Regions from separate parts of the Homo sapiens genome. Here region 1 is linked to region 2. A link is an interaction called in ENCODE POLR2A ChIA-PET data of the cell type or tissue named here. Cell type or tissue: Panc1. All regions are shown on one strand. Each heading gives the region's core, and the rest is flanking DNA. Links, peaks and the distances in the headings are about the cores only. Region 1 overlaps UACA (uveal autoantigen with coiled-coil domains and ankyrin repeats). Region 2 overlaps LRRC49 (leucine rich repeat containing 49).

What was found. Peaks named below come from ENCODE experiments on the same cell type or tissue, not always from the same donor. Only the 100,000 strongest peaks of a DNase experiment are listed, where the experiment ranks them.
Region 1: POLR2A ChIA-PET joins it to region 2 with 11 read pairs; 2 of 35 experiments call an interaction of 5 or more read pairs at or near these places.

Annotation. Positions count from the first base shown.
Region 1 is chr15:70,742,301-70,754,349 of GRCh38, reverse strand. All of the region lies in intron 1 of UACA (uveal autoantigen with coiled-coil domains and ankyrin repeats), which reads left to right. Among named protein-coding and RNA genes, the nearest start is that of UACA, 15 kb to the left of the region's middle. In Panc1, for the core only: no CTCF peak of the experiment used is centred there; no DNase peak of the experiment used is centred there; H3K27ac peaks cover 3,891 bases.
Region 2 is chr15:71,041,895-71,053,698 of GRCh38, reverse strand. LRRC49 (leucine rich repeat containing 49) reads right to left here. Exons shown (of 16, transcript NM_017691.5): 16 at 41-4,290. The coding sequence ends at 4,087. Among named protein-coding and RNA genes, the nearest start is that of THSD4, 68 kb to the left of the region's middle. In Panc1, for the core only: no CTCF peak of the experiment used is centred there; no DNase peak of the experiment used is centred there; H3K27ac peaks cover 220 bases.

The DNA of each region.
Region 1 (12,049 bases), core at 1,503-9,502, 300 kb after region 2:
TGAAAAAACAGAATAGTTGTACGGGTACTCAAAGTACATACAGTTTCTGCTGAATGCATGTAGCTTTTGTACTGTTGTAAAGTCAAAAAATCCTAAGTCTAACCATCATAAGTTGGGGACTGTCTGTAATTGAATGGGACCTGGCCAGGTATCCTTGAGAGAGCGCAGGTGAATGTCTCAACCAGTTAGGATAAATGACTGTCCCACAAAAGTCATACATGTTCATTGTAGAAAACCAAATATAGGCTGGGCGTAGTGGCTCACGCCTGTAATCCCAACACTTTGGAAGGCCGAGGTGGGCGGATCACTTGAGGTCAGGAGTTCGAAACCAGCCTGGGCAACATGATGAAACCCTGTCTCCACTAAAAATACAAAAATTAGCCAGGCATGGTGGTGGGCACCTGTAGTCTCAGCTACTCGGGAGGCTGAGGCAGGACAATGGCGTGAACCTGGGAGGCGGAATTTGCATTGAGCCGAGATCGCGCCACTGCACTCCAGCCTGGGCGATGGAGCGAGGCTCTGTCTCAACAGCAACAAAAAAAATTATAAGTAATTTGAAATTATTTGAGCACATACAAATGTCCCAATTAGAAGTACTCAGTAAATGCTAGTGAGTTACTTAGAAAGAAACTGCTTGTGAGAAATCCATGTGCTGATAGCCAAGATTTATTGAGCATGTATTTCCCAGGCATTGTTCTAAGTGCTAGTAACTCAATCCTCACCGCAACCCTAAGAAGTAGGTACTATTGCCATCATTTCAGATGCAAGTTAAATAATTTACCTGCCCAAGACACTATAGCTAATAAGTGAAGAGTTAGGTAGCCTGGCTTTGGAACCCATGTCCTTACCATTGTGAACTGATGTTTCAAATTTAATGCTATGGGATTTACACCTTAAGCCATATATACAAAAAAATTGGAGAAGGGGAGAGAGGAGGCATTTTATGGGAAATTCCAAAACCAATCTGTGTTCCCTCCAGAGATATGTGGAATTGTTGCATTCCTGATATCCTTCCAATAATAGATTCTGTTATTTAAAACATTTTTAAATGTGATAGAAAAAAATAGTTTGGCTTAATCCATGTTTTTGATTTCCAGGGAGGGTGAACATATTTCTGTGCTTATTGGCTGCGTTCATTTCTTGTTTTAGGAATTGTTCATTTTCTTTGACCATTTTTTCTGCTGATGCCCTGTTCATGTTGATCTGTAAGAGCTTTATACGTCCTTATTTTTGCTACTTGGCCAGCCGTCGCTTTAGAGTAATGTCTGTCTCACTATAGCTGTGCTTCTGTTACCTTCCCTGATATTTAAAACAGTTTTTGTTTCATGTATTTAATTTTGTGATAATTGATACATTAAGGTTCTTGGCTATTTTATATTCATTGTAGAGTGTAACTTGTCGTATAAAAGCCTCTAATTTGTTGCATTATAACTTTTGTTTTGAATTCTACATTGTTAGATATTAATACTGTCACACTGCCCCTTCTGTCATTTTGCTTTGTATGCATGTATACTTACCCAGTATATTATACTGTCATCCTTGGTTTTATTTGGAGGGGTGTGTGTGTGTGTATCTACAACTGTGTACACTTTTGAGGAGATGATGCGTTTTTAATATTGACCATATTTATATATTGTCAAGGTTTTTTATATTACCTCTGTAGTAAGGTTTTCCCTTGCAGATGCACAAATCATTTTAAAAAAAAAATCTCATTGACTCTTGTTTAATTTTCTTCTTACCAGATTGTGACATTTTCTCTTTACTAGAGAGAGACATTCCAAGAGAGCTCTAGAGAGAGAGAGAGATAAGTGGTGGGGGGGAGGGGAGAGAGAACAAGAACACATATAATACATCATGCTTTCTACACTTTTAAAAAAGTAGGAGTGTTTAACTTTTCTTCCAGCATGCTGTTATTTCATATGGTTTTCGCATTAGCAGGGTGCCTACTTTGTGCAGATGTTGAGGTACTTTGAAAATGAGTCCCAGTGGGGAGGCCCTGTGGGTGTGGTTGTAGTAAAGCCAGTACACTCTGATCTTTTCAGCTGTGTATAAGAATAGCCCACAAACACTTCCTGATTTACACGTGAGAAGTTTTTTTTTTTTTTTTTTTTTGATGGAGTTTTGCTCTCGTTGCCCCAGGCTGGAGTGCAATGGCGTGATCTTGGCTCGCCGCAACCTCTGCCTCCCGGGTTCAAGCGATTCTCCTGCCTCAGCCTCCCGAGTAGCTGGGATTATGGGCACGCGCCACCACACCCAGCTAATTTTTTGCATTTTTAGTAGAGATAGGGTTTCTCCATGTTGGTCAGGCCTGTCGTGAACTCCTGACCTCAGGTGATCTGCCCGCCTCGGCCTCCCAAAGTGCTGGCTCCCACAGGCGTGAGCCACTGTGCCCGGCCATGTTAGAGGTTTTTAAATGACAAATCCTTTTTAAATGATTCTTCTCTTTGTTTTTTTTTAAAAATTAACATTTTATATTTTAAAAAAGCACTTTATGAAATATAAATAGCATTCATGGCCATGTATAAGTAGGTAAACAAGGAAAATGAAGTGTTTCTCAGTCTTAGAAAAGACAATTGTGGGCCAGAGAATGTCCATTCATAGCTCTTGAAATCATACCTGGAGCAGCATGAAGGTGCAGGTTAGCACATTGATGATACAGGGTCAAACTCTGCAGCCTGCACGTCTTGGGTGTGAGCCTTGCCACTCCTGGTAACCAGCTTTGTGACCTTAGGCAAGTTACTTAAATATGTTTGTTTCTTCATTTGGAAAATAGGATTAATCGTTATACTTATTTCATAGAGTAGTTGTGAGCATTAAATGATACAAGGCATATTAAGGGCTTGCATATTAATACGGTGCTTTATATAGGTAACTCAATACATGTTTATATTGCTAACTGAAAAGTCTTACCAGAGGTCATGCCATTGTTGTCCTTTATAACCAGATTGACAGCAATCTTCCTAATCTTTTCCTTTCCAATTAATAGGCTTTTATATAGCCTAGATCTTCAAAAGTCCACCTGCTTTAGCCCTTTTCCTGAGGGAGATAAGTGGTATCTCTATTTTTCAATTATGAAAAAAATTTATTGAGCACTTGGGCTAAGCACTGCAGGGTGAGAGGATGAGGAAGATAAGAAGAGGCTCATAGTTTTGTGGGGGAGCTCCATGAGCAGATAATATAAGGTAATAAGTGCTGTGATAGAGGACTGTACAAGGTACTGATCTAGTCTGGGGCAGAAGAGTGGGGAGTCATTGAGGGTTTTTTTTGTAGGATAAGCTGCTGCTGCTGCTGTCTTTTAAAAATTGAGATGAGATTGTCAAAACATAAAATAAGTCATATTAAAGTGAACGATTCAATGACATTTAATACATTCACATTGTTGTATAACCACCATCTCTACGTACTTCCAAAACATTTTCATCACTCTAGAAGAAAATTCTGTATCCATTAAGCAACTGCTTTCCACCTACTCTTCTCTAGCTCCTGAGACACCAATCTGCAGGGTGACCTTTTTTTTTGAGACCGGACCTTGCTCTGTCACTCAGACTAGAGTGCAGTGGCACAGTCTTGACTCACTGCAGCAAGTGCGTAGCTGGGACTACAGGCATACGCCACCATGCCTGACTAATTTTGTTTATTTTTTGTAGAGACAGGGGTCTCACTGTGTTGCCCAGGCTGGTCTCGAACGCCTGAGGGCTCAAGCGATCCTCCCATCTCAGCCTCTTGAAGTTTTGGGATTATAGGAGTGAGCCACCACACCTGGCCAGGGTGAGCTTCTTGAGATTTGAAAGAAGTGGATAGGAGTGATCTAGGAAAGGTTAAATTTCTTTCAGAGTTAACAACAAGAGCAAAGGCATAGAGAAGAGGAAATATCACGGAGCTCAGAGCTGGGGGAAGGGGAAATTGGATACTAGAAAAATAGCAAGGGAGGATCCTAGAACAATAGCAAGGGGATTGGGTGGGAAGTAGGAAGTAGAGGTTTGGGGGTAGATCTTGGAATAGCTTTAAAAATGGCCATTTTCAAGAGTTGTTGGGACTTCTTCCTGTGGTTCCAGAAGTGGGAAATTCCAAAATCAAACGTGTTTTAGATGGATTACTGTGGTAGCTCTGTTGAGGATGGATTTGAGAGGGTCTAGCCTGGAGACAGGTGGATTGGTTATGAAGCTGCTGAAATATTATAGGCAAGAATTAGTGAGGGCCTGCATCATTACAATGCTGGAAGGGATGGAGAGGAGGGCCCAAGTTGGAGAAACACAGGCCACCTGAAACCCTGAAGAAGTTGTGACTTACCAAAGTCACAGTCAACAGACACGTGGTCAGAAACCCAGCCTGCTAGCCCCTTGTGATTTCCAAATGTCCTGGGTTTGATGCACTGTTCAGTCCCTGATTGAATGGTAATTACGCTGTAAGAGGGAGAGAGAGAGCACTGTCCATATCTTCCTGTATGTTAGCAATTTAGTGTTTTTATTTTATTTTTTTTGAAGTGCACATATTTATATTCAGTTCGGGTGAATAGCTCAATGTTCTGATGATGATGTTTGATAAATACCCTTGAAAGTTTAACTTACTATGCTAATAATCTTTATAAGCACAGATTTTTAGCAGGTAGCTAATTTGTTTTCTCCAACTTTTTTTTTTTTTTTTTTTTTTTGAGACGGAGTCTTCCTCTGTCGCCCAGGCTGGAGTGCAGTGGTGCGATCTCTGCTCACTGCAAGCTCCGCCTCCTGGGTTCACGCCATTCTCCTGCCTCAGCCTCCTGAGTAGCTGGGACTACAGGTGCCCACCACTACGCCTGGCTAATTTTTTGTTTTTGTTTTTTTTTTTTGAGACGGAGTCTTGCTTATCGCCCAGGCCAGAGTGCGGTGGCGTGATCTCGGCTCATTGAAAACTCCACCTCCCGGGTTCACGTCATTCTCCTGCCTCAGCCTCCCAAGTAGCTGGGACTACAGGCGCCCGCCACCGCGCCCGGCTAATTTTTTGTATTTTTAGTAGAGACGGGGTTTCACCATATTAGCCAGGATGGTCTTGATCTCCTGACCTGGTGATCCGCCCACTTCGGCCTCCCAAAGTGCTGGGATTACAGGCATGAGCCACCGCGCCCGGCCCTGTTTTCTCCAACTTTTTGTTATGAAAAAATTGAAACATACATAACATTTGAAAGAATAGCACAATGAACTAGGATCCACCTGCATGCTACTTAGATCCGAAAGTTAACATTTTGGTGCATTCACTCTATATATGTATAATAAAAGCATAATAAATGCACACTCACTCATATCTTTCACTGAACCATTTGGAAGGAAGTTGTAGAATGATATTTTACCATTAAATACTATAGCATGTATCTACAATATGAGTGATATTTGAAACTAACTTTTAAAGTTAGTTTTAAGAGGAAACTTAAGGGTAATAGGACTTGTGAAGATGAAGCAGAGCTGGAAGAAATAATTTTTTTTACAAACTTCATTAATATTAATGCATTATCTTGATTTTTTGTCACATCCATGAAATACTGGTGCTATTAATAATTGGAATATTCTTTTAAATATCTCACTTATAAACACTTAAATATCAGTACATTTATTTAGAAAGGAAACTGTATGCAGGACAGTGTATGAAATCGGAGCCTAGTGTTCCTCTGAGCTACAGAGAGCATTTCTATGATGAGCATCTCTAGGGAATGAACAGGGAAAGGGAGGGGTAGAATGAACAGGGAAAGGGAGGGGTAGGGGCAGGTAGGAAGAGAATGTTGGTGTGCAGGCATGTGACTGCAGGCTGTATGCAAGGACCTGCACTCTATAAATTTGTCCTGTCATTAGGGTGAGCCAAGTACCGGAGCTTTGGAGCTGGCTTCTGTTGGGCTTTTATTCCTTTTTAATTTCTAACTTCATGCCCCAGGCTTCACTGCTGCATCTGTCCCTGCTGCAGACTGATGCAGAACACTCTGGAACTGTAGAAGGAACTGCCAGAAGACTGTGTCACCCATGTTTGTCCTTGTGCCAGCAGGAGGGTCACGTGCATAGTGGTGTATAGACTACACTTAGAGAGATGCTCAATTTCTGTATTCTGCTGCTAAGTAAATACTTTCCTGTTTGTGGGTTGAATTTTTTTTTGACTTTTCTTTACAGCTAAGAATTGAAATTTATTGAAGTTCTTAATTAAATATTAAGCCATTTAAATTGCCCCCATTTTCTTCTGTCACTCTTGAGGACCATTATCCAGCCCCCTTGCAGACTGCCCCACCTTGGGTCCAGTGTCAGCCTAGCTTGGTGTAGGTGTATACATACAGTACTATGCCAGGCACTAGGTTGCATAAAAAGCGTAAACAAAAAATTCAGCATATATTCGTGAATATTTGAGAATTATATGAATTAGAGAATTCATTTTCTCTAAACTGAATCACCTGGACTTGTATTTAAGAATATATTATTTCATTCAGATTTTTAAGATAGGATTAGTGTTTCTCTGGGACATAAATTATTCTATTTTATTTTTTTCTATATAAATAAAAAGAAATTTGATGCAATTTAAAAAATGTCATCTTTCATTTTAGTGTCAATACTATTTAAGTAGAGATATTCAATAGGCAGAAAGATCAAGGATGACAGGATGTCAGAAAATTTTGGTTTCAGTCCAGGCACTGCTACTGAAAAACTTTGGTCTAATCACTTTATCTCAATAAGTTTCAATTATTTCTCTTATAAGATGGGGCCAATACCACTTGCTTTTCTACCCTACCAGAGATTGTAGCTACTAGGAAGAATGGAAATAATTGAAAGCTTTAAAACAATATAAATGGAAATGTACCCCATCTTAAAAAAAATTAGCCAGGTGTGTTTGTAGTCCCCGCTACTTGGGAGGCTGAGGCAGGAGAATCCCTTGAGTTTAGGAGGTTGAGGCTGAAGTGAGCCATGATGATGACAGTGTACTCCAGCCTGGGCGATAGAGCAAGACCTTGTCTCCCAAAAATAACCCCTAAAAGGGAGGCTGAGGCGGGGGAATTGCTTGAACCTGGGAGGTGGAGGTTGTAGTGAGCCAAGATAACGCCACTGCACTCCAGCCTGGCAGCAGAGCAAGACTCCATCTAAAAAAAAAAAAAAAAAAAAAACCCAAAAAACAAACACCATTCGTTTCTGCACAAAGTAATTTTGAGTTGAATAGCTGAATACAGCACAAGTGAGATGGAACAGTGTAAAGGTGACAAAATACATTTTTTTTGAAAATTATACTTTAAGTTCTGGGATACATGTGCAGAACGTACAGGTTTGTTACACAGGTATACATGTGCATAGTGGTTTGCTGCACACATCAACCCATCATCTACATTGTTTCTCCTAATGCTAGCCTTCCCCTTGCCTGCCACCCCCTGACAGGCCCCAGTGTATGATGTTCCCCTCCCTGTGCCCATATGTTCTCATTGTTCAACTCCTACTTATGAGTGAGAACATGTGGTGTTTGGTTTTCTGTTCTTGTGTTACTTTGCTGAGAATGATGGTTTCTAGCTTCATCCATGTCCCTGTGAAGGACATGAACTCATTCTTTTTTATGGCTGCCTAGTATTCCATGGTGAATATGTGCCACATTTTCTTTATCCAGCCTAAAATTGATGGGCATTTGGGTTGGTACCAAGTCTTTGCTATTGTGAATAGTGCTGCAGTAAACATATGTGTGCATGTGTCTTTATAGTGGAATGATTTATAATCATTTTGGTATATACTCAGTAATGGGATTGATGGGTCAAATGGTATTTCTAGTTCTAGATCCTTGAGGAATTGCCACACTGTCTTCCACAATGGTTGAACTAATTTACACTCCCACCAACAGTGTAAAAGCATTCCTATTTCTCCATGTCCTCTCCAGCATCTGTTTCCTGACTTTTTAATGATTGCCATTCTAACTGTCATGAGATGGTATCTCATTGTGGTTTTGATTTGCATTTCTCTAATGACCAGTGATGATGAGCTTTTTTTTCAGATGTTTGTTGGCTGCATAAATGTCTTCTTTTGAAAAGTGTCTGTTCTTACCCTTTGCCCACTTTTTGATGGGGTTGTTTGTTTTTTTCTTGTAAATTTGTTTAAGTTCCATGTAGATTCTGGATATTAGCCCTTTGTCAGATGGATAGATTGCAAAAATTTTCTCCCATTCTGTATGTTGCCTGTTCACTCTGATGATAGTTTCTTTTGCTGTGTAGAAGCTCTTTAGTTTAATTAGATCCCATTTGTCAGTTTTGGCTTTTGTTGCCATTGCTTTTGGTGTTTTAGTCATGAAGTCTTTTCCCATGCCTATATCTTGAATGGTATTGCCTAGATTCTCTTCTAGGGTTTTTATGGTTTTAGGTCTTACGTTTAAATCTTTTATTCATCTTGATTTAATTTTTGTATAAGGTGTAAGGAAGGGGTCCAGTTTCAGTTTTTTGCATATGGCTAGCCAGTTTTCCGCATATGGCTAGCCAGTTTTCCCAACACCATTTATTAAGTAGGGAATCCTTTCCCCACTGCCTGTTTTTGTCAGGTTTGTCAAAGGTCAGATGGTTGTAGATGTGTGGTGTTATTTCAGAGGCCTCTGTTCTGTTCCATTGGTCTATATACCTGTTTTGGTACCAGTACCGTGCTATTTTGGTTACTGTAGCCTTATATTATAGTTTGAAGTCAGGTAGCATGATGGCTGCAGCTTTGTTCTTTTTGCTTAGGATTGTCTTGGCAATGCAGGCTCTTTTTTGGTTCCATATGAAATTTAAAGTAGTTTTTTCTAATTCTATGAAGAAAGTCAGTGGTAGCTTCATGGGACTAGCATTGAATCTGTAAATTATTTTGGACTGTATGGCTATTTTCATGATATTGATTCTTCCTGTGTATGATTAATGTTTTTCCATTTGTTTATGTCCTCTCTTTTTTTTTTTTTTTCTTTTTCTTTTTTGAGACAGAGTCTTGCTGCCCAGGCTGGAGTGCAGTGGCACGCACGATCTCGGCTCACTGCAAGCTCCGCCTCCCGGGTTCACGCCACTCTCCTGCCTCAGCCTCCCAAGTAGCTGGGACTACAGGTGCCCACCACCACGCCCGGCTAATTTTTTGTATTTTTTTTTAGTAGAGAAGGGGTTTCACCATGTTAGCTAGGATGGTCTTGATCTCCTGACCTCATGGTCCGCCTGCCTCGGCATCCCAAAGTGCTGGGATTACAGGTGTGAGCCACTGCGCCTGGCCTGTTTGTGTCCTCTCTTATTTCCTTCAGCAGTGGTTTGTAGTTCTCCTTGAAGAGGTCCTTCACATCCCTTGTAAGTTGTATTCCTAGGTCAAAATACATATTTTTCCCCAGTAAATTTTTATTATAGAGTAGAGCAATGAATGAGAACTCTAGACTTAAGAGTGTTTTGTAAGCTATGGAAAACATTACACTTGTGTATTTGATGGAGAGTTGGAGCTATGGTTAGTATTCTCTGTATGGCTGTTATGAGGTTCTCATTCTATGGTATCACTCATAGCTATCAAAGTGTTCTTTCTACTGGTTAATACCAGTAGGCAGAATCCTGACTAATTTTGCTGAGAACAAGTCTTGGGAATTCTGTTGAGGACACTGTATCTACTTGTATATTTGCCATTATATAAGTTGTAATTACTTTGAAGCTAAAAATTTCAGCAAAATTCAATTCTACTAATATTTGTTAAGACTGTTTTTTGGTCTTAACACTACCTGCTCCCATTTTCTTCTGTCACCCCTGAGGACCATTATCCAGCCCTCTTGCAGACTGTCTTACCTTTGATCAAGTGTCAGCCTTGCTTGGTATAGGTAGCTTTTATTCCATTAATAGCTGAAATTTAGAAATAGTTCTCTTCTCTGGCTAGGGAGGTGAAGTTTCTGAAGGCTAATAAGTTTATAGTCTATTATCTTATAACTTTACTCAACAAATATTTATGAGGCATCGGGTATATGTGAGGTACTTTTTTCTCTCCCTCCCTCCTTCCTTCTGCTAGATTTATGTGGTAGGGATGGGGACTGTCTTATACCAAAGGCAGTCAGCTGGATCCCTGTATGTTAAGAGACCCAACAGCCTAAGGTTTGTATCCTTCATCCTAGTTTTTCTTTCTTTTTTTTTTTTTTTTTTTTGAGACAGAGTCTTGCTCTGTCGCCCAGGCTGGAATGCAGTGGCGTAATCTCAACTCACTGCAAACTCCGCCTCCCGGGTTCACGCCATTCATTCTCCTGCCTCAGCCTCTCCAGTAGCTGGGACTACAGGCGCCCGCCACTATGCCTGGCTACTTTTTTTGTATTTTTAGTAGAGACGGGGTTTCACCGTGTTAGCCAGGATGGTCTCGATCTCCTGACCTCGTGATCCGCCCGTCTCGGCCTCCCAAAGTGCTAGAATTACAGGCGTGAGCCACCGTGCCCTGCCGTCCTAGTTTTTGTTAATGAACCTTGGGTGGAACAGTCTGTTTATGACCTAGTTTTTCATTTGGCCTATTTACCTTTTCTAATCTTTATACTTAAAATGAAACTGGAGTTTTGTAGTGTGGAAATTGCCACTGGTTCAGAGTCTTTTGCTTTTGGCTTTTCCAGGCATTACGATTTGGCACCAACTTTTATTTTCACTTTCATACTGTATTCTTCCCTAGATGTTCAGCCTCTTACTGGGACTAGAAATTGGCCCTCCCAAAATGACAATTTTGTTAAAACATGTCCTTTTTATTTTAAACTAGGAAAAGAAAATCTTCAGCACCCTTTTTGATTTAACTAACTTTGAAATTTGCATAATTGTTTTTCCTTTCCAATTAAAAAAATAGCTTTACATGTTAGATTTTTAGAATTTTAGGACTGGAAGTGACCTTAAAGTTTTCTAGTCCAGTGGCTAGATGCTCTTTAAGCTTTTTGACTGCAACGCGCAGTGAAAAATACACATCCAGAGATGTGGTAAGCAGAATTTTAAAAATGGCCTTAATTTTCCACCTGAATCCCCAGGACTTTGAATATGATGAGGAAATATGCCCATGATTATATTATGTTACGTAGCAAATGACATTTTGCAGATGTAATTAAGTTACTAATCATTTGACTTTAGTTTAAAAAGGAGACCTAGGTGTGCCTATTCTAATTACATGAGCTGTTTTAAAAACATAAAGTTTTCTCTGGCTCAAAGCAGAACTGCAAGTCAGAGCAATTTGAAAGATGAGAAGGACTTTTCCTGTTGCTGGCTTGAAGATGGACGGGGCCATGTGAGAAGAAATGTGAGAGGTCTTGAGCTAAGAGAGGCTTGTGGTTAACAACCCATCAGAAACGGGGACCTCAGTCCTATACCTTAAGGGAACTGAATTCTGCCAACAACCAAACGAGCCTGTAAGCAGATTCTTTTCCAGACAAGAACCCAGCCTGGCTGGCACCTTGATTTTGGCCTTGAGAGATCAGACCCCAAGCAGAGAACCCAGTCAGCTCCACCTAAACTTCTGACCTACAGAACTGAAAAATTTTAAATAAATGTTGTTTTTTAGCCTCTAAGTTGGTAGTGGTTTGTTATATGGCAATAGAAAATTGATATGCAAGGCCACTTGGCAACCATGTGAATAAATGCTATGGAAGAAATGGAAATCTCATGAGTGAAAAAAACAAAATAAAAATTATAGGTACAACCTGATAATAGTCATATGAAACATTCACATGGGAAAAGACCTGCAGGGGATATACAAAGATCATAGTTATGGAGTTATGGTAGAATTATGAAATGTTTTTTATTTTTCATTTTTTGGTTATGATACTCCTTTTTATAATTAAAATATATTAATGCAACTTATAATAAACATATTTATATAAAACTAAGAACTTAATTTTATTTGGGAATTTATTACTGGGAACATGCAAATTCATATACCTAAAAGACTCTTGCTGTCAAGTGTTAGATGTGAAAAACTTGTGTGTTTTCCTTAATTTTATGTAATTACTAAATATGTCAGTAAGATAAATGTTATTTAAAACCTGTAGGTAATAAACTAAAAATCCTACATTCCTTGACACTCACCAGTTGACTAGTTTGCTGAGGAAATAGCTTTTGAAAATAGATGATGTG
Region 2 (11,804 bases), core at 3,805-11,804:
CAAACAAACAAACAAAAAAACCGCAAGTACACTATGATAATCTTATTTAGCAAGTGATAGGTTTATTCTCTTAAATATAAAGATAGCATAAACAAGTACTGCTATACGCCAATGACTCCAAATTCTATAATTCTAGCCCAATCTATACTTCTCAACTCCCAACTCATATTCACACCTACTTAACACCTGCACTTGGATATTTAACAACCATCTCAACATATGCTGAGATGTGTGGTATATCTTGTATATATTGTACATGTTGAGATGCATTGTGTATTCCATAAGACGGAATTCCTGATCCTTCCTCCCAGCAGATGTTCCATTCACAGATTGCTCTCATCTCAGTTGATGGCAACTCAATCTTTTCGGTAGTTCAAGCCAAAAACCTTGTGGCCATCATTGACTACTGTTTCTCATACTCCATATCCAGTTCTGTCAGTAAATCTTGTTGCTTCATCTTTAAAATATACCCAAGATCCAACTACTTTCTGACGCCTCTGCCGCTATCACCTTGATCCAAGTCACAATTATCTCTTGCCTAGAATAATGCAGTACCTTCCCAACTGGTCCCCCTAATTTAATTATTGCCCCCTCCTGAAGTTGATTCTCTACACATTATTGCAATGAATCCAGCTGCCAATATTTTACACTTTAATATGTATATCCTTAAATAATACACAATATTGTACATGTGTACTTATACATTTGTTAGTATTTATACCGCACATAATGTCTACGATATGCTTCACATGTAGACACAGTTGAGAAATTCTCATCTTTTATTTGCTATTCCTCAGCATAATGACAAAACATGAAAGTGGATTAGGAACGACCATGGACATCAAAATTCTTCCCAGATGCCAGATCCTTAAGACTAACAGTGAATGTGGGTACTGTCTACTATTTATTGGTTGAAATACCCTTAGTTACGTTTTTTTTCATCCTCTCTATGCCTCAGTTTTCTAGTGTTCAAATGGGATTGCTATCATATATATATCGCAGTGTTAGGAGATTAAATGAGAATGTATACAAAGAGCTTATAATAGTGCAAGACATTGCTCAATGAATCTTTGTTGTTATGATGATTACTCATTGAAGAGAATATGAATCCCAGTGCATTCCTTGCCCAATCAGGAATAGATCAGGAGCATGGTAGGGTTGCACTGTCTTACATGCCAGGCCTTCAGTGGAATGAAGCTCAGGAAGTGAGGAGCTGATACCAGCACCATCCTCTGACTCAGCAGCACAGTTAACAAGCCTCAGGTCCACCTGCACACTTGGTAACCATCCTCAGGTGTAGCAGCACACTTCACCATCCAGCTGCTGTACCAGAACATCGGGTACAGTATCTCCCTAAATGGGGGTACTAAATGTTTCTGCTTTTGAGGCAAATGCAATAGTGTTTCTGCGTGAGATCCCTTTTGAAAAAAAGCAATTCTTCAGCACACACTAGCCTAGAGAGTCTCAGACTATGGGATTTGCATCTCTTCCCCTTCCCTGAAAACCCTGGAAAATTCCAAGAAGAAATGGCAATTTGTTCCCTAGATCACCACTCACTTACAACATAGGACCCTCACTTGATCCCTAACCCAGCAGACCCAGGTCTCCTTGTCTTTTTATCTGGGGATTATCTTCACCAAGGAACTTCAGAACGCAAAATGAGTTTGGAGTGTAGAACTAGATGGGAGGATCGCCATTCGACGTTTGAGACCCGACAAAGTAAGGATTCAAGAAGTAGAAATCAGTATGGGGTAGTGGGAGCAGGTAGGAGCGAAAGGGAACTCAGGTAGGAAGGAAGCAGAGACCAAAGCTGAGGAATAAAGAGGCTTGGTTTCAGGAACAAGAGAGAGACCCTATTACCAGGCCTGAAGCAGGTCTGCATAGAGCCAGCAGTGGCTGGGATGGCTTGCTGCCATTTCATTGAGTGCTGACTTAGTGTTCCTAAGATTCCCAGGGTGACTGGGCCAAGAAAGCATGTGAGTGTCAAGTCTCTTTAGCAGCAGGGATGGGAGGGTTAGGGGAGAACAGACATGCAGGAAGCTGGACAGATTACTAAACAGCTAGGTCCATTCATCTGCAAAGCCTAGAGTGGGAACAGTTACCCAGACTCCCAAAGAGTCACAAGTTCTTACATCTTTCCAATCTGCCAGAATCCCACAGACAATATACTCTTGGTTCTCCTCTCAACATCACCTTCAAGCTGGGATCTCATTTCTATACCAAACAAGATATAAGCCCAGGAGAGATAAGTGTTTACTAGCCAGATGAGAAATGGTCCATATGTTTCAGTTTGGAGAGGCTAAAGGATCAGAAAGCAATGCTAATAGCTCCTCTGTCCTAGGGCACCAACCCTATTGTTCAACCTACAGCCAAAAGAGTAATAATTAAAGCTCAACGTATTGGGTGTTTGCTGTGTGCCAGGCATGATGAGAAATGCTTTACATGCATTGTTTCTTTTGATTCTCATGACTATCTTACGAAGTGTGTGCTATCAGGAGGAAACTGAGGTTACACACTAGTAAGCTGATGGCCTAAGTGCCAAGATGAAAAAACCAGGACAGGACAGGCATGGTGGCTCACACCTGTAATCCCAGCACTTTGGGAGGCCGAGGCAGGCGGATCATGAGGTCAGGAGATCGAGACCATCCTGGCTAACATGGTGAAACCCCGTCTCTACTAAAAATACAAAAACTTAGCTGGGCATGGTGGCGGGCACCTGTAGACCCAGCTACTTGGGAGGCTGAGGCAGGAGAATGGCGTGAACCTGGGAAGCGGAGCTTGCAGTGAGCCGAGATCGCGCCACTGCACTCCAGCCTGGGTGACAGAGCAAGACTCTGTCTCAAAAAAAAAAAAAGAAAAAGAAAAAACCAGGACAGCCTTTTAAGGCTATGATCAGAAAAATGGTAACCTGTTAAAGTTAAGCACGCCTTTTGGGAGAAGAGTAATCAAGAGATCTTAAGGATGTGGGTCTTTCTCAGAACCGCAATAGCAGCTTACCTAGCTTCCTTCCAGGTGTCTCTGCATGTCTCTGCATGTCTTTGCTGTCGTACATCTTCTAGTCCTGTTTTCCCATATCCTGGTGGTCCTGCTGACATAATAGCTGCTAGGTAAAATCTAAGCAAACCGAAAAATTCCTATTTATTGACTAAGATTGTTTTTCTGAAGTGGCATCATCTCTAGCTATGGTAATAGGCTCCTACTACCCTTCTCACCAGCATGAATTTGATCTTCAAATGAAATTTTAAAAATTAGAACCCTTCACTCATGCATCCCTAATACTTCTGAGACACAGGTACACATGCATGTCTATTAAAAGAGCATTTGAGAGCTAACAATGGAAGGAAACATCTTTCAGAGAAGCAGATTTACTGCTTTGTAACAGCATTTTATAGTCATTCAGGATCTCCTAAGACAAAACATTTTCTTCCTATCCCAGTTTTGACTCATTTGCATATTCTCTGCCCATAGTGATTCCCAGGACCTCCTGTGGTTCCCTGAGAATGCATTCCTAGAAGAATGGGGCATCCTCCATATAGGTGAATAGCAGGAACCGTACCTAACTAAAGAGGAACATACAATAAATATGACAATTCTGACTGAATTAAGGAGGCAAACATACTTTATTTTGACTAATTTGTTAGTAAGTTTATTCTTCACTCATAAAAAGAACATATTTTTGGCTTTGAAATCATGACATAAAATAAAAAGGGAAATAACTGAAAATTATCAGCTAAAAGTAGGTAGATGCAGCTCATGCTGAATCATCAGCAAATACTACGTGCTTTGGGCTATAGCAGGGCACCAATCAAAGCAAGAACCAAGGATGCAGTGCCACGCCATCTCTGAAAACTGTTTAGTTCCCAAAGGTTGTTTGGTCCTCACATACAGGCAATTAATCCTTCCTTTCTCCTGCTTTCCTTCCTTCCTTCTTAACTTTTAGCTATGAGAACAGTGGGCAATAATGCTTTTATACTAGTCTTTCTAGTTTATAGGATAGTGTTGTTGTTGTTTTAACATGTATAACCTGCATATTTTCAACCTTCAAAAAATAAAACTGCCAAAATCAACTGTAACTAAAGGCCATTTTTATTTTTGGTCTGTTATCTGCTGTAGGCAGAGCTTCATATAGGAATTTTTATTGCGAATTTCTATGACTGCATCCCTAACAAGCTCAATGAACATCTGTGGCCAAAGCTTCTGCAAAGCCTCATTTTTCATGTTGATTTCTGTGGCTTCCTTCACAAGGTCTTCTATATATGTTTTACAGAATTTCTTCTTTTCCTTTATTTCCTGTTAAAAAAAAGAGAAAGTTTTGTATTAAATCATAACTAATCCAAAAGTCAAAGCAACAATTAGCTGAACCACAGAAAATTGAAATAATTTATTCTGACCCCCTATTCCTCCCCCATCTACTCCTCAGAGCAGGAATTCTTTCCTAGTCACTGCTGACAGAGTTCTGCTTGAGTAAAGATAACAACAAGGGTCTCAGTACTTCTCAGTCTACTCCTACCTCTGTTGGACAGCTCTGCTAGAAAATGTGTTTCTTTACTGGAATTGTTGAATCATAACTACTATTTCTCCTATCTCAGTTCAGGTCATTTAGCTCACACAAGTCAGCTGAATGCAGACTCACAGATTCCTGTGGTAAATGTATCAGGATACAGATAGTGACAATTTCAATTGGTATGATATTAGTTAATATCTATGTAATACTTTAAGTATGTATACTCTGAATTTACCCTCTATTATGGGAAAGCATAAAATGGTACACTACACTGACTTACGCAGCCTTGACCATTTGGAGAAAGTTGGGGGGAAGTGTACAATTAGGAAGAGTAAACATATAGAAACCTGGGACCCAGGACGTTGCCTTCTAAAGAAACAGGTCTCCCACTCAACTTCTGGGTCTGGCAGTGTGAAAATGAAAAACCTGGTCCTAAACACAACAGAGGAATTTTGGAGCTGAGGATATTTGAATATTGTGCCCCAATTTCATCACAGAGACTAAAACAAAGTGATTTTGTTTAATCAAGAATTTAACATTTATTTTGGCTATTGATACTTCTGAATAGTATCAAGGCATAATCATGGAATGTATAATATACATGGAAGAATCAATGTAACACATCAGATAATCAGAATTACAAGGGAAGTAATGCACATCAATGAAGAAGGAAAGTAATAAATGTCAATGAGACAATACATTTAACTACTAGAAAAAGGATCCATTTAAATCTCCAACTCAAGTCAAAACACCAAAATAATTTCAAGATAAATTAAATGAGCTAAATTTAAAATATCATAAGCCAGGCATGGTAGCTCACATCTGTAATCCCAGCACTTTGGGAGGCCAAGGCAGGAGGATCGCTTAAGGCCAAGAACTCAAGACCAGCCTGGGCAACATAGCGAGACCCCATCTCTACAGAAAAACAAGAATAAAAAATTTAGCCAGGTGTAATAGCACATGCCTGTAGTTCCAGGTACTTGGGAGGCTGAGGTGGGAGAATCGTTTGAGCCCAGGAGTTCAAGGCTACAGTTTAAGCTATGATCATGCCATTGCACTCCAGCCTGAGTAACAGAGTGAGACCTTGTTTCTAAAAAAAAAAAAAAAAAAAAAAAATTTGGCCCGGTGCAGTGGCTCACACCTGTAATCCCAGCACTTTGGGAGGCCAAGGTGGGTGGATCACTTGCGGTCAGGAGTTCGAGACTAGCCTGGCCAGCATGGTGAAACCCCATCTCTACTAAAAATATAAAAATTAGCCAGGGTTGTGGCACATGCCTGTAGTCCCAGCTACACGGGAGGCTGAGGCAGGAGAATTGCTTGAACCCAGGAGGTGGAGGTTGCAGTGAGCTGAGGTCGTGCCACTGCACTCCAGCCTGGGCGACAGAGCAAGACTCTGTCTCAAAAAACAAAACAAAACAAACAAACAAACAAATGAAATCCTAAAAATCACAGATAGTGTCATTAAAATTATACCTACGAAGATTTCTAGGAAGTCCTAGCCAGAACGGTCAGGCAAGAGAAAGAAATTAAAAAGCATCTAAATAGGAAAAGAAGTCAAACTATCTCTCTTTGCTGACAATATGATTTCTATACCTAGAAAATCCTAAAGACTCTGCCAAAAGGCTCTCAAATTGAAACAATTTTAGTAAAACTTCAGGATATAAAATCAATGTACACAATTCAGTAGCGTTTCTATACACCAACAACATCCAGGCTGACAGTGAAATCAAGAACACAATCCCACTTACAATAGCCACAAAGAAAATGAAATACGTAGGAATACAGCTAAGAAGGTGAAAGACCTCTACAAGGAGAACTACAAAATACTGCTGAAAGAAATCAGAGATGACACAAATAAATGGAAAAACATTCCCTGCTGATGGATTGGAAGAATCAATATCATAAAAATGGCCATATTGCCCAAAGTAATTTACAGTTCAATGCTATTCATATCAAATTCCCAATGTCACTCTTCACAGAATTAGAAAAAAAATTCTAAAATTCATATGGAACCAAAAAAGAGCCCGAATAGCCAAAGCAATCCTAAGCAAAAAGAACAAAGCCAGAGGCATTATGCTATCTGACTTCAAACTATACTATAAAGCCACAGTAACCAAAACAGTTTGGTACTGGTAAAAAACAGATACATCGACCAATGGAACAGAATAGAAAACTCAGAAATAAAGCTGCACACCGAAAACCATCTGATCTTCAACAGGGCTGACAAAAACAAGCAATGGGGAAAGGACTCCCTATTCTATAAACGGTGCTGAGATAACTGGCTAGCCATATGCAGAAGATTGAAGCTGGACCTTTCTTATCTTTCACCATATACAAACATTAACTCAAAAGGGATTAATAATTTAAAGGTAAGACCTCAAACTATAAAAATTCTGGAAGACTCTTCTTGATATTGGCCTTGGCAAAGAATTTTTGGCTAAGTCCCCAAAAGCAATTGCAACAAAAACAAAAATAGACAAATGGGACTTAATTAAACTAAAGAGCTTTTGCACAGCAAAAGAAACTATCAACAGAGCAAACAGACAACCTACAGAATTGGAGAAGATATTTGCAAACTATGTATCTGACAAAGGCTTAATATCCAGAATTTATAGGGAACTTAAATCACCAAGCAAAAACCAAATAACCCCAGTAAAAAATGGGCAAAGGACATGAACAGATACTTCTCAAAGGAAGACATACAAGTGGCCAACAAGGATATGAAATAGTGCTCAGCATCACTAATCATCAGAGAAATGCAAATCAAAACCACAGTGAGATACCATCTCACACCAGTTAGAATGGCTATTACTAAAAAGTGAAAAAACAACAGATGCTGGCGAGGCTGTGGAGAAAAAGGAACTCTCATACACTGCTGGTGGGAATATAATTAAATTAGTCCAGCCACTGTGGAAAGCAGTCTGGCAATTTCTTAAATAACTTAAAACAGAGCTACCATTTGGCCCAACAATCCCATTCCTGGGTATATACTCCAAAGAAAATAAATCATTCTACCAAAAAGACACATGCGCTCATATGTTCATTGCTACACTATTCACAGTAGCAAAGACATAGAACCAACCCAGGTGCCCATCAATGGTAGATTGGATAAAGAAAATATAGTATATATACACCATGGAATAGTAACTACATAGCCATAACAAAGAGTGAAATCCTGTCCTTTGCAGCAACATAGATGGAACTGGAGGCCATAATCTTAAGCAAATTAATGCAGAAACAGAAAACCAAATGCTGCATATTCTCACTTATAAGTGGGAGCTAAGCACTGTGCACACATGGAAGATGGGAACAACATAAATATGGGAACAACATAGAGGGTGGTAGGGGTGTGGGCTAAACAACTACCTGTCTGGTACTGTGCTCATTACTAGAGTGACAGGATCCATACTCCAAACCCCAGCATCACATAATACTCTCATGTAACAAATCTGCACTGTACCCCATATCTAAAAGGTGAAATATTTAAAAATAAAATAAAATAAAGATTCATAATAAGAAAAAATGCTTAAATCATAATGTTATGTGAAAAAAATAAAATTTTTTTTGATAGGGTTTGGGTTATATGAATGTATGAATTGTCAAAACTCAGCAATTGTACACCTAAGATTTACATTTCAGTATATAAGTTTTACCTCTAAATGGAAAAATTTACAAAGAAAAATACTCTGTAGAATACTGAATCTCAATTAATGAAATGCACGCTGAATTATTTAGGCAGAAGCATACTAATGTCTGCAATGACTGTGAGATGAATTTAAAAAATACGAAGGTAGACTGATGGATGGATAGACACATAGATATGTGATAAAGTAAGTACACTGTATGGTACGATGCTAATAGTTGAGTGTAGGTTTTGGACGTATGGATGTTTATTGTAAAATTCTTTCAACTTTGCTGTATGTTTGAAATTTTTATTAAAAAGTTAGAAAAGAATGCATAAAAACTATTGAAGAAAATATATTGAAGTCTCATTAAGATTGTTTCTGAATTCTTGGCTCACGCCTACAATCCCAGCACTCTGGGAGGCTGAGGTGGGCAGATCATGAGGTCTGGAGATCGAGACCATCCTGGTTAACATGGTGAAGCCCCGTCTCTACTAAAAAAACACAAAAAAAATTAGCCAGGTGTGGTGGTGGGCGCCTGTAGTCCCAGCTACTCGAGAGGCTGAGGCAGGAAATGGCATGAACCTGGGAGGCGGAGCTTGCAGTGAGCCAAGATCACACCACTGCACTCCAGCCTGGGTGACAGAGGGAGACTCCGTCTCAAAAAAAAAAAAAAAAAAAAAAAGATTGTTTCTGAGTTCTGAGAACATTAGTATGTTTTCCTCCTTTTTAATATTTTCTTCTGTTTCCCAATGCTTATGATTTTTTAAATTAATTTATTTTTTGGAGACAGGGTCTCACTCTGCTGCCCAGGCTAGAGTGCAGTGGCATGATCTCCGCTCACTGCAACCTCTGCCTCCCAGGCTCAAACGACCCTCCCACCTTACCTTCTCCAGCAGTTGTGACCACAGGCGTGCACCACCACACCCAGCTAATTTTATTTTTTGTAAAGATGTGGCTTTGCCATGTTGCCTAGGCTGGTCTCAAACTCTTGAACTCAAGCAATCCACCCACCTCAGCCTCCCAAAGAGCTGGGATTACAGGCATGAGCCACCACACCTGGCCCAAATGCTTATGATGTTTAAAATAAAATATGTTTTAAATTCCTGATTAATTAATGTAAGTTAACAATAAGTCCAACCTGCACTAACTTTCCTTAACAGAGGCATATTTTAAGAATTTTCTTATGACATATAAGGCATCTCTAAGCAATCAATCACCATTCACAGGTCAAAATGCTGATTTGATATAGTCATGTACTAAAACAATAGGTCATAGATTGACCAGTCTTAAAAGTATGTACAGATTTTTGATGTGTGATAAGCAACAAATGGTTCCAGCTGGCCTCTTCTCTGAAGATCTTCCCTCACTCTGAAATACTATAGTCTGAACATTAGCCACCTATACTAAGTTAGCTTGTTGATGAGAACAGAATGTAGCTGCTCCCTTTTCGCACTCAGTAAATCTGGACTACATAGGAACTCCTACAAAGAAGGACAAGTGTGAGTCACTAGAGATCAGCAACTAAAATGAGCAATATTTTACAAGCAATGCATTTACAAGTAGAAAGCATAGAGCATATTTAGTGAATGCTTCTTTTACAGATTTCCAAATTGCTTAAAATAGGATTTTGAATTTAAAAAGACAAAATTCTATTATTAAGATTGGAAGATTTTTTATAATAATTTAGGGATAACAAAAATTAAAACAATTAAATGATATATTTTGTTAAATCATTTATGTATTATACAATTGAAAATAAATTCTTCATAACTGGCACAGTATAATTTACAGTGCTTTAAAATTTTCTGCTATAGTTACTTCCACTGTTTCTCTAGGGACATGTTGATATAGAATTGTATCTGCTATAATAATCCTTAATTTAGTAACTGTGTTTGAAAGCATTTCTACTTCATGATTTCTCCTCTCCTCCAAGCCAACTATTCTGCATCTCCTTACAATATGCCCTATAAGTCATCAGGTGTCTGCCAGGATGACTCACTCTGCCTGTCCAGGATGATCCCATTGAAAGCACGTTAGAGACACCTCTCTTGCCCTGACCTGTCAAGGAGTTGTTGCTCCTTGAGTAATGCTTTTTCCATTCCCAAATGCTTTCATATACTCATCTCTTTTTGTCTCACAATATCCCTGTGGGATTCATAAAGCAAGTATTTTACAAGTTCAATTCTGATGAGATAAACTATATACAATATTGTTTACATTATTTCATTAAACTAGAATTTTGTTGTTATGAAGATGGTTTGGGAAAAAGAAGGTCAACAGTGGGGTTTGTTATAGAGCAATTTTAACTATAATGGTACTTGTATTAGGATTTAATCCATATCTCCATTTTATAAGTGGGAAACAAGGTCTATAGAGATTGAGAGATCTGCTCAGGATTAAGCATCTTCTATTAATACTTCCATAGAGAAAACTCTCTAATCTAGTCCTTGAAGAACTTACAGTCTAGTTGGGAGATGGCATGCACATATAAAAAGTCAACTAAAAACATAAAACAGTAGATACATGCTGAGTAAAACGTTCAGACAGCAAATTACAAACAGTGTTCAGAAAAGAGAGAGCCCTTTGCACTAGGGTGGTCAAGAAAACTTGAGAGAGCACCATGATATACTGTGAACGTGTCCAAGGTCAGAATTAGGACTCCATTCTAGAGGCGGCTCAGTCAATAATTCAACGTGACCCTCAGTAACTCATCTGAGTTTCCAGTTTTCCTCATCTAAGAATAGCATTAGATTCTTTAAAGTCCCTTTCAGCACTCTGATTCTATGTCCATCTTAAATCTTTTTTAGATGAGTCAGGAGAATAGATGGACAACTACCAAGCAACAGAGTTATGACATGTATAATGAAAGGGTCTGCTTAACCTGATTTGTGAAGAACTTACCTCAATTAATTTTCTCAACAACTCAGGATGTATGGAAGAGAGACTGAGCACTTTGTGCTGCAGTGATTTAAGTATTTTTCAAGATGTAAGGAGCATGGTATAAGTGAAGGAATGCTGGGCTGTGAGTCGAGAGAGTGATTAAGGGACTTCAGCAAGGTCTTTCAAGTACTCAGAAGTAGAATCAGGGGCTCAAATCCACATCTCCTGATTGTTAGATTAGTGTTTCTTTCCAAATATTTTGGGGCTTCAGATTCCTTCTTTCCTCTTTAAAATTTCTCAAAGCAGGAGTCAACATTCCCTGTCTTTACTTTCTTATAGCTTAATTATTGCTCATATCACTTTAATCAAGACTCTGCTTACATGACTGCACTGAAGCTATCTGTTTTTAAAAATCTGCATGCCTGTAGTTTCAGCTACTTGGAAGGACAAGGTAGGAGGATTTCTTGAGCCCAGGAGCTCAGGGACAGACTGGGCAACATAGAAAAAAACAAAAACAAAAAACACAATCACCTTGAATGACTGTCCAATTTACCAAAACATTTTCCTTTATAGTTTGTGCATCTATGGTGTTAAAAAATCATAGCCAACCCAATCAAGATCATAAAGATTTTCTCTTCTTATTAAAATAAAAACTTGAAACTTTTGCTTTTAATACTTGGGTTTTTATTTGGTCTGGAGTTAATTTTTTGTTGCATGGTGCAAAGAAGGGGTTCAATATGCTTTTCTGATTGAATATCCCATTTCCTCAGTATCATTTATCCCATTAGACTATC